Regions from separate parts of the Homo sapiens genome. Here region 1 is linked to region 2. A link is an interaction called in ENCODE POLR2A ChIA-PET data of the cell type or tissue named here. Cell type or tissue: MCF 10A. All regions are shown on one strand. Region 1 overlaps PLEKHA6 (pleckstrin homology domain containing A6). Region 2 has its middle 5.7 kb from the start of PPP1R15B.

What was found. Peaks named below come from ENCODE experiments on the same cell type or tissue, not always from the same donor. Only the 100,000 strongest peaks of a DNase experiment are listed, where the experiment ranks them.
Region 1: POLR2A ChIA-PET joins it to region 2 with 12 read pairs; 2 of 35 experiments call an interaction of 5 or more read pairs at or near these places.

What each region holds. Positions count from the first base shown.
Region 1 is chr1:204,285,346-204,290,345 of GRCh38, forward strand. All of the region lies in intron 1 of PLEKHA6 (pleckstrin homology domain containing A6), which reads right to left. Among named protein-coding and RNA genes, the nearest start is that of PLEKHA6, 72 kb to the right of the region's middle. In MCF 10A, a CTCF peak has its summit at 1,630; DNase peaks (open chromatin) are centred at 1,616, 2,456 and 3,096.
Region 2 is chr1:204,415,023-204,420,022 of GRCh38, forward strand. No RefSeq gene overlaps it. Among named protein-coding and RNA genes, the nearest start is that of PPP1R15B, 5.7 kb to the left of the region's middle. In MCF 10A, no CTCF peak of the experiment used is centred here; DNase peaks (open chromatin) are centred at 2,239, 2,709 and 4,239.

The sequences.
Region 1 (5,000 bases), 130 kb before region 2:
AACAAAAAGTTAAAAATCAGAAATGATATACTCCAAAGTTCACTCAGAATTAATCTGGACAATCCATTGTTTTCGTTTTTTTGGGTTTTTTGTTGTTTTTGTTGTTGTTGTTGGTTTTTTTTTGGTTGTTTTTGTTTTTGTTTTTTTTGAGACACGTTCTTGTTCTGTATCCCAGGCTGGAGTTCAGTAGTGCGATTTTGGCTCACCGCAGGCTCCGCTCCCTGAGCTCAAGCAATTCTCCCACCTCAGCCTCCCCAGTAGCTGGAACGTCAGGCACGGGCCACCACGCTTGGCTAATTTGTTGTATTTTTAGTAGAGACACGGTCTCGCCGTGTTGGCCAGGCTCATTATTTTTAAATCACATGCATTAAGACTCCTCTGCACAGTTTGAAAGTATCATTACTAACAGCACTGGCCTGGTAGGAAACACTGGAAAAGGTCATCCAGCAGCTTAAGGAGGCTGGGAGAGAAGAGTTGGAGAAGGAAGAAGAGTTGGGGAGGAGGCTGGAGACACAGAGGACCTGTTCCTCCCTCCTGCTTTCCTTTTCCTTCCTGGATTGGCCAACCTCTAGCTGACGCTTGGGGGAGGAGGAGGAAAGGGAGGTCTTCTGTGGGGCCATTTGGTCCAGAGCAGGAGAAGCTGGCATGGAGGAGGACAGGGTAGAGGAAGTACCACCAAGGACAGCAGGCTTAGGATTCTTCCTTCCCTGCACCTCCCCTTCCCCACCCAGCACTCATCCAGACCTGGATCCTATGGAAATCACAGGTAAACAACCTGTTGCTAAGCAGACATCACAAGAAGCAGGTGCCAGAGAGCATCCACTGATAACCGGGGCTTACAGAGGGGAGGGAAGACAATCTCAGAGGAACGGAAGAGGTGCTCCTAGGCCTAGACCTAGCCTAGAGAACCTGCTGGCTATAGCCCAGATAAGGAAAAGAGAGGGCCTGAGAAGGAAGGCAGGGAGGCAGTCAGACAAGGGACACTGCTGTTCCCACCCCTGTCCTGCCACGCAGCAGCCGTGAAGAAAGACTGGGCATGGAGGCTGTGACAAGGAGGAATAGAGTACTCTGGGAGGGGAACAGAGAGGAGGAAAGGGAAAGGGATGCAGCACAGGTGCCAGCCGGGACAGAAGCCGGCCTCCATAAGTGACACCTGAGTAACAGGTGAGCCTGCCTACACCTGTTGGAGTATATGAGCAACTATTCTGCACCTGCAACTTCTGGCTGGGCCAGGAAATAAGACCAGCTGCACAATTTGCGGGCCCCTTGTGCAAAACTTAAGGATTTCAAGACAGCAATAGCAGAGCATTAAACCAAGCATGTGGGGCAACTGCACAGTTTGCATCCCCCATGAAGCCCCCCTGCCCTGCCTGGAAATAACAATCCCAGTATACTTCTCCTGGGAGTGTAGGGATGGAGGTTGGCTAGTCACATTTGTGGCTGACTCTCAATATGAGGCAGAACACAACAAGTATCCCCGTTCCTCTCCTATACTCTACTTCCCCTTCTTTCTTGGCCTCAAATGCCCAGAAACTTGGCTGCTTCTGCTCTCGCCCTGCTGGGTCTAGTGGCTGGCACCTTCCCCCTATTGTGCCTGGTTTCTGTTTGCCCATGGGCAGCCCAGCCAGAGGAAGCACCACAGCTGAAAGCCACAAGGGGGTTGGGTTTACCTTATCGCTCGAATCTGCTTTCTAAACTGGCACAGGGAGCACCCTGTTCCCACCTAATAGGCTCTCCAGAGCCCCGAGTTCCTCCCTAGGTTCAACCTAGCATCACTATGTCATCGAATCTCTTTCCTCCCAAGAAAGAGGCAAGGGAACAAAAGGGCTCCTAGCTGGGGGCGGGAGGAGAGTAAAGTAAGCACTTCCTTTTTGGTGACAGTCTCCCTCTTTTTTTTTTTTTTTAAATCACGTGGGCATTCATGAGTACACACACAGAGAGATAGCATCAGCTGAGAAAAGCCAGTGCGTCCACCTCCTCCTCCAAGCCAAGGAATTCTTGTCCACACCCCCTCCACAAAACTGTCATTAGAAGGTGCCAGGGTCAAAGAGCACAAATGTTTTGGAGGTTGAAGGGATGAGGGACCTGAAGGGGAAGTTGAGGGAATGGGGGCAACAGAAATCTAAATGCAAAAGGTTGGTTCTCTTTCTCCCTGGATTTCAGTTTTGTTCTCAACTGACAACCTTGTCTTCTTAATGAGTGAAGAGTTCTCCCCGCAACTCTCTGCACCCACCCCCGCCAGGTTCTGTCTTACCCTACATCTCACCACACCTGACTCTGCTAAGTAAAAGGATAAAACCAGGAGCACAGCCATGCCAGTCTCCTGTGGCTCTGTCCCCTCCACCTTCCTCCCGTGGCCCCATCCAGGAAATCGGCCCACAAGAGAGGCCGACGCTGCTTCTGACCAGAGCTACCGAGCGCCTCTCTGGAGACAATGGCTCAGAGAGAAGGAGGAAGACTAGCAGCTCCAGCTTTGTGCTCAGGGTGGCCACACAAAACCATTGTCTTGACATCAGGACAGACAATGGTTTGTATCTCTGGCTTCTGCGCTGAGCAGTTCACTCCCTTGGACTAAGATAATTTTAAAGATTTCCTTCTAATAAATAGTAATGATACTGGAATCTGGCCTCAAGCTGAGAATTTGTATCTGGTTGTAACAAAAGCCCACTCTGGCTGATAGAATGGGTATATCTAGGCTTCCTTTTCTGTTCCAGAGCCACCCAGACAAACATAGACCAGACAGATAACCACTTACTCACCGGCTCTTCTTTGCTGTTCCCTCTGCTGCCTCTAGCCCTGACTCCTTTCACACTGAGGAGTAGGGAGAAGGTTTTCCTTTAATACTCACCAGGTCCCTGGTGGGTAGCAATCATTAACAGCCACACATGCTGGCTGGCCTTAACCCCTTCAGTGCTGGGTTGCCTCAGCCAGCCGGAGCTGGCTGATGGACAGCCCTGTCCCTTCTACTCTGCCCTGAGAAAGTAGCAACTCCCACCTTGATGCCATCCACCTGAGTAATGCTGCCGCCTCCCATGTGGAGAAGGAGAGCCCTCTAGTCCCACCCAGGCCGCCCCGCCTGATTGGAGCACACTTGCAACCTGAGGCGTTTGGCTCTGGCACGATGCCCAATTGGATGAGCCCACATTATGAAATATTTGCCTGGCGGGCCAATAGAGGAACTGGGATCTGGGGGAGGGATGATATTGTTATTTATTCCTGGAGGAAGGAGAGCAGACAAAGATAGTCACAGCATCCCTAGCCCTGGGATGGGAAGCAGTGGGAAGGTGGTCTTCAGATCCATGGAACTGCCTCTAACTGCTCTGTCCAGGTAGAGTGAACTAATTCTTGAAGCTTTCTAAGCAATTTGAGCCTGGCTGTTCAGCTAGAGGGTTTGTTTTTATTTTTATTTTTTTACCTTAATGTCTCTCTGCGCCACTCAGAAGTTTGGAGAGCAGCACTAGGAATTGTAATAGAGATTAAGAGGAGAAACACATTGTCAGTCAAGGAACTGCTTCATATCTGCATAAACTATGCAACCACAGTTATTGTTTATAGTTCAAAGTTGCAGAAATTATTTTAGTGTCTTTGGAGGATACAGACGGAAGGTGAGCAAGAACAAGAAGAGATAAATTCCCTCTTTATCCTTTAAAAATAGGCAACTGATTTGGGGGAAATCTAAAAGTATCTACAAGCAGGACACATGCAAATCTATGCAGATGTGTGCAAATGAGCAGCGCCGGGCTTGTGAGAGTAAGTCCTTGCCAGGATTTTCCTCATTTGAGGAAGAAATTAGGTAGTCTCTAAACCCCATATCAGAGCATCTCACTAGAGCATAAGGAACTCAATAAGCCTATATTTATTGAGCATTTACTCCATATGAAACAGAGTGCCTTTAAGTACAGCCCAGTAGGATTTTTCTTTTTTACCATGATCATAAATGGGATATACAGAGAATACAAGTTCCCTCTCCCTACACACCCACAATTAATAGCCCCTTCTCCTTTCAGGCCCCAGAGGAGTGATTTGGCTACTCCTCCTCTTGCCAGCCCGGATTTAGTAGCTGGCACCTCCTCCTTATCACCCCTGGTTCCTGTTTGCCTATCAGTAGCCCAGCCACTGTGGCTCAGGACCCTGCTTTAAACCTGCCAGGGGGCCTTATCTTATCTCCTGGGCTGCCTTCCTAGCAGCCCGCGGGGTGGCTGGCTGGCCGGGTTCCTTAAAGGGGCTGCACTGCATTCCCACTTGCTCCATTCACCCTCAAGAGTACCCCAGAGATCTGGAGGTGTTCTACTTGTGTAGGGTCAGAATTTACTATACCACCCTTCCTTCCCATCCTTTACAGTCACAGCTACTGTAGAGCTGCTACTGAAATGATCTATGACTTAGAACAGAAAGATGCTCATGCTTTTAGAGCCATTGTAAATGTTTATCATGTCATGCAAATGCCCTGCCCCTTGATATTTTCAGGTTCCTGCTCTTTTAAATTCAATTTTCAAAGCAAGGGAGGAGAGGCTCAGGATACAAAGTCTATATAGAAAAATCAGTTGTATTTCTATATACTGGCAACAAACAATGAAAAAAGGAAATTTTAAAACACCATTTATAATAGCATAAAATTAAGGGATACTTTTGACAAGGGATGTGCAAGACCTATACACTGAAAACTATAAAACATTGCTGAAAGAAGTGAAATAAAATCCAAATAAAAGGAGAAAAATACTGTTTTCATGGATCAGGAGACTCAATATTGTTAAATTGTCAACTCTCCCCATATTTTTCTATGGATACAACACAGTGCCAACCAAAACCCTAGCAGATCTTTGTAAAGTTGACAAGCTGATTCTAACATTCACATGGAAATTCAAAGGATCCAGAATACTCAAAAGCTTTGAAGAAGAATAGGTTTGGAGGATTTATACTACCTGACTTCAAGACTTATTATAAAGCTACAGTTATCAAGACAATGTAGTGTTGGCATAAAGACACATATATAGATAAAT
Region 2 (5,000 bases):
CATGACGGTGCACGCCTGTGGTCCCAGCTACTCAGGAGGCTGAGGTGGGAGGATTGCTCAAGCCTGGGAGGCAGAGGTTGCAGTGAGCCAAGATTGTGCCACTGCACTCCATCCTGGGCAACAGAGTGAGATCCTGCCTCAAAAAAAAAAAAAAAATTAACATGTAATTGGTTATTTTTAAATGAATTTTAAAATTTTATTGTATTTTTCATTAAAGACAGAGTTTCATATGTTGCCCAGGCTGGAGTGCAGTGCGTATTCACAGGGGCAATCACAGCACACTATGGCCTTGAACTCCTGGGCTCAAGCAATCCTCCTGCTTCAGCCTCCCAAGTAGCTGGAACGACAGGTGCACACCACCACACCCAGCCTAAATGAACATTTTTCAGTTCCTCGGTCTTGAATTCATAAATAGGAAATATTGATAGCTATAAACCACATAAAGGTATAAAGATAGTTATTTGGGGTCCTTAGTAATTTTTTTTTGAGACAGGATCTTGCTGTATTGCCCAGGCTGGAGTGCAGTGGTGCAGTCACGGCTCACTGCACCCTTGATCTCCCAGGCTTAAGCAGTCCTCCCACCTCAGCCTCCCAAGTTGTTGGCATAGCAGGTGTGTACCACCACACCTGTTGTTTTTTTTTTTTCATTTTATTATTACATTTTTGAGATGGAGTCTTGCTCTGTTGCCTATGCTGGAGTGCAGTGGTGTAATCTCAGCTCACTGCAACCTCCACCTCCCAGGTTCAAGCGATTCTTCTGCCTCAGCCTCCCAAGTAGCTGGGATTACAGGCACCCACCACCATGCCCGGCCAATTTTTATATTTTTTTAGTGGAGACTGTTTCACCAGGTTGCCCAAGTTGGGGTTTTTTTTCTTTTTAGTAGAGATGAGGTTTTGCCATGTGGCCCAGGCTGGTCTCAAACTCCTGAGCTCAAGCAATTTGCCTGCCTCAGCCTCCCAAAGTGCAGGGATTACAGACATGAGCCAGCACACCTGGCTGGGGCCCTCAATACTTTTTAAGAGTATAAACTTTTTCCTGAGGCCAAAAAGTTTAAGAACCACTGAGGTAGTATGTTGACTGGTACATAATAGGTACCCAATAAATGTTTGTTGAATGAATGGAAGAGTAATAATACTTTAAAATAATGTCGTCTTCCTTAAGACCAAGCCTCTTGCATTCCACTCTCAACTTTGTCACTGACTGACACCACACACCCCTGAAAACAATTTCTTAAAACTTTCTTGAATGGAACTCCCCTTCCCCATGTAGTCATTGGATATATAATTTTTATTCTTCCTTATGTTAGAAGTTCTAAAGAGGGAAAATGCAATCATAAAGTATTTGGGCTAGGCATGGTGGCTCATGCCTGTAATCCTAGCACTTGGGAGGTGGGTCAATTGCTTGAGCCCAAGAGTTCAAGACCAGCCTGAGCAACATATGGCAAAACCCCATCTCTACAAAAAATTTGCCAGGTGTGGTGGTGTGCATCTGTGTTCCCAGCCACTCAGGAGGTTGAGGTGGGAGGATCACTTGAGCCCAGGAGGTTGAGGCTGCAGTGAGCTGAGAACATGCCACCACACTCCAGTCTGGGTGACAGACTGAGACCCTGTCTTGAAAGAAAAAGGGATGGAAGGAAAGAAAAGAAGAAAGAGGGAGGGAGGGAGGGAAGGAAGGAAGGAAACAAAGAGAAAAAAAGGAAAGAAAAGGAAGGAAAGGAAAGGAAAAGAAGAGAAAGGAAGAATGGGAGGAAGGGAGGGAATGGAAGGAAGGGAGGGAAAGGAAGGAAGGAAGGAAAGAAGGGAGGGAGGGAGGGAAAGAAAGAAGGAAAGAAAAGGAAGAAGGAAAGGAAAGGAAGGGAGGGAGGGAGAGAGGGAAAGAAAGAAAAAAAGGGAAGAAGGAAGAAGGAAGAAGAAAGGGAGGGAGGGAGGGAAAAGGAAGGAAGGAAGAAAGGAAAGAAAGAAGAAAAGGAAGAATGGAAGAAGGGGGGGAGGAGAGGGAAGGGGAGAGGAGGGGGACAGGAGTGTGGGGGGAGGGGAGAGGGAGGGGAGAGAGAAGGAAGGAAGGGAGGGAAAAGAAAGAAAGAACCTGAGCAACAGTCTACAAAAGTTTATGGAAAAAAAAAGTTTAAAAAATTAAAATATTTGAGAGCTGCCTCTGAGAATATGTGACTTTGCCTTGTTCGTCTCAGCTGGAAAAGTGTGACTCAGCCTTCCCAAGCCTGCTAGAGGGCAGAGGGAGGCCAGATCTGTACACAGAGATAACATGTTGCCAAGGCCGTGTGCAAGCTGGTGAAGACAAAAAGTCCTTCCATTGGCAAGCTGACTGGCACTTTGGCCGGAGAAAATTAAAACCTCAGTTAATTCTGTTTATTTTAAAAGACTTTGCCAGACTGAGGTAAAGGGTATATGGCTCTTGATTTTTTCGGAGTCACCACCAGCTCCAAAATCTGATATCGCAGTATCTCCCACTCTGGCTGCCGCCTCCTACCAATCCACACTGCCCTGATAACCCTATTCAGCTGCTGGTTAACTCCTCAGAGACCACAAACCATTGCTCTTACCACTTTTTGTGATCCATCACACTCTTCATTTCCCTCCTTACTCAGCATGAATTTCCATGATCCAGTATTAAAACTACCCCCTTGCCCTTCTACTCCCTGGCAAAACTCCAACCCTAGTTAAACCCAACTACTCACGCATTCTGCGCCTGCACCCTTGCAGCTAATCATTGCTTAAGAAGATCGCTCAGACATGCTGAGTGACTCACTTCATACTTGTGATCACAATCTCATCGACACCAGGCACTCCCACCACAGTTCCCTAGAAGCTTTGCTTCTCCTACACTCTGAGACTGTCTCACAATACTTCTTTCTTCAAATTTCCAGCATTTCCCATAAACACACATTCTCAGTTTATGATCACACTCATACTTCAAGAAAAAACAGATACAACTGGACATAAATCACCTCATCTTTCCCTGAACAAATCCACCGGCATCTGGACCCACATAATCTGCCTTCAATCCTGCCACAACCCAAGAAACCTCCTGGATGCCATCCCTCCATTTTCACTTAAGGAATTCTGACCTCTCTTATCCCTTCTCCCTAGTAACATACACGTTTCTCTCACTAATAGATCATTCACATTTACATAACTTAATATCAGCTATATTAAAAATAAAAAGACCACCCAGCATGGTGGCTTACGCCTGTAATCCCTACACTTTGCAGGGCCAAGGCAGGGGGCTTGAGCCAAGGCTTGAGCCCAAGTGTTCAAGACCAGCCTGGACGACATAGCAAGACCTTGTCTCTACAAAAATTTAAAAAATTCGCTGGGCGTGGTGGCTCACACCTGTAGTCCCAGCTACTCAGGAGGTTGAGGTGGGAGGACTGCTTGAGCCAACGAGGTTAGGGCTGCAGTGAGCCAAGAACACACCACCACCCTGCAGCCTGGGTGACAGAGCAAGACTCTGTCTCAAAAAAAAGTAAATAATAAAAAAAAGCCTTCCCTAGATACACACCCCTCCAAGCTTCTGCACCACCAGAGCGAAACCTCTCGAGAGTTGTTAGTGCTTATGGTCTCCACTTCCTCTTCACCTATACTCTCCCCAGCCTACACCAATGTGGCTTTCACCCCCACCACTCATTCAGGCAGCTCTTATCAAGGTCACCAAGACCACTTTGCTATGTTCACTCCTCTTGACTGTTAGGGGTTGAACTGTGTCCCCCAAAAGATAAAGTCCTAAAGATAAAGTACTAAAGTCCCCTTAGTACCTGTGAATGTGATCTTATTTGGAAATAGGTTCTTTGCAGATGATCAAGTTAAGATGAGGTCATTATGGTGGGCTCTAATCCAAGATGACAGCGTCCTTATAAAAAGAGGAGATTTGGACACAGACATGTGCATGCACAGGGAGAGAATGCCACGGCAATGTGAAGGCAGAGACTGGGTTGATGCATATATAAGCCAAGGAATGCCAGATTGCCAGCAAACCTCCAGAAGCCAGGAGAGAAACATGGAACAGACTCTCGCACAGCCCTCACAAGGAATCAACCTTGCAGACACCTTGATTTTGGACTTCCAACCTCCAGAAATACATTGCTGTTTAAGCCTCTCAGTTTGTGATACTTTGTTATGGCAGCCCCAGGACACTGATCATACTTTTCTTTAGGTTGCCAGGACACCATTGATCTGCTCCTCCTCCTCCTCTAAATGTTGGCCTCAATCCACCCACATGCCTCTCTAACCTGGGTGATCTCATCTCATTCCATGGAATTAAATGCCATCTGAATGCTGATGACTTCCATATCTAAACTTCCAGACTGACTTCCCTTGGGCTTCAGATTCCATTCTATTATTTCTCCACTTAGATTTCTATCACACGTCTCAAACTTATCACAATCAGTAGTCTTGATTCAGCTCTACTGAACCTACCTCCCCACTCCCAGTAATTCCTCCAGAGGACTCTTTGCCTACATTCTGAGGCTCCACACTGAGGAGTCAACCTCAACTCCCCTTTCCCTCGATTCCATATGCAGTCCATCAGCAAGTCCTGTCAGCTCTACCTTCAAAATATATCCAGAATTTGACCACTTTTACCATCCCCAAGCCACCATCATTTCCCTCCTAGACTACAATAGCCTCCTCTTCTGCTTCCATTCTTGCTTCGAACAGCAGCCAGAAGAATGATCCCTTAAAACATAAATTAGACATTACCGTTTTTCAGGTTTTTTTTTTTTTTTTTTTTAGATAAGAGTCTCTCTCTGTTGCCCAGGCTAGAGTGCAGTGGTGCCGTCTTAACTTACTGCAACCTCCACTTCCTGGGTTCAAGTGATCCTCCTGCCTGAGCTTCCTGAGTAGCTGGGATTACAGGCGTTCACCACCACACCTGGCTAATTTTTGTATTTTTAGTAGAGTTGGGGTTTCACTATGTTGGCCAGGCTGGTCTCGAACTCCTGACCTCAGATGATCCACCCGCCTTGGCCTCCCAAAGTGCTGAG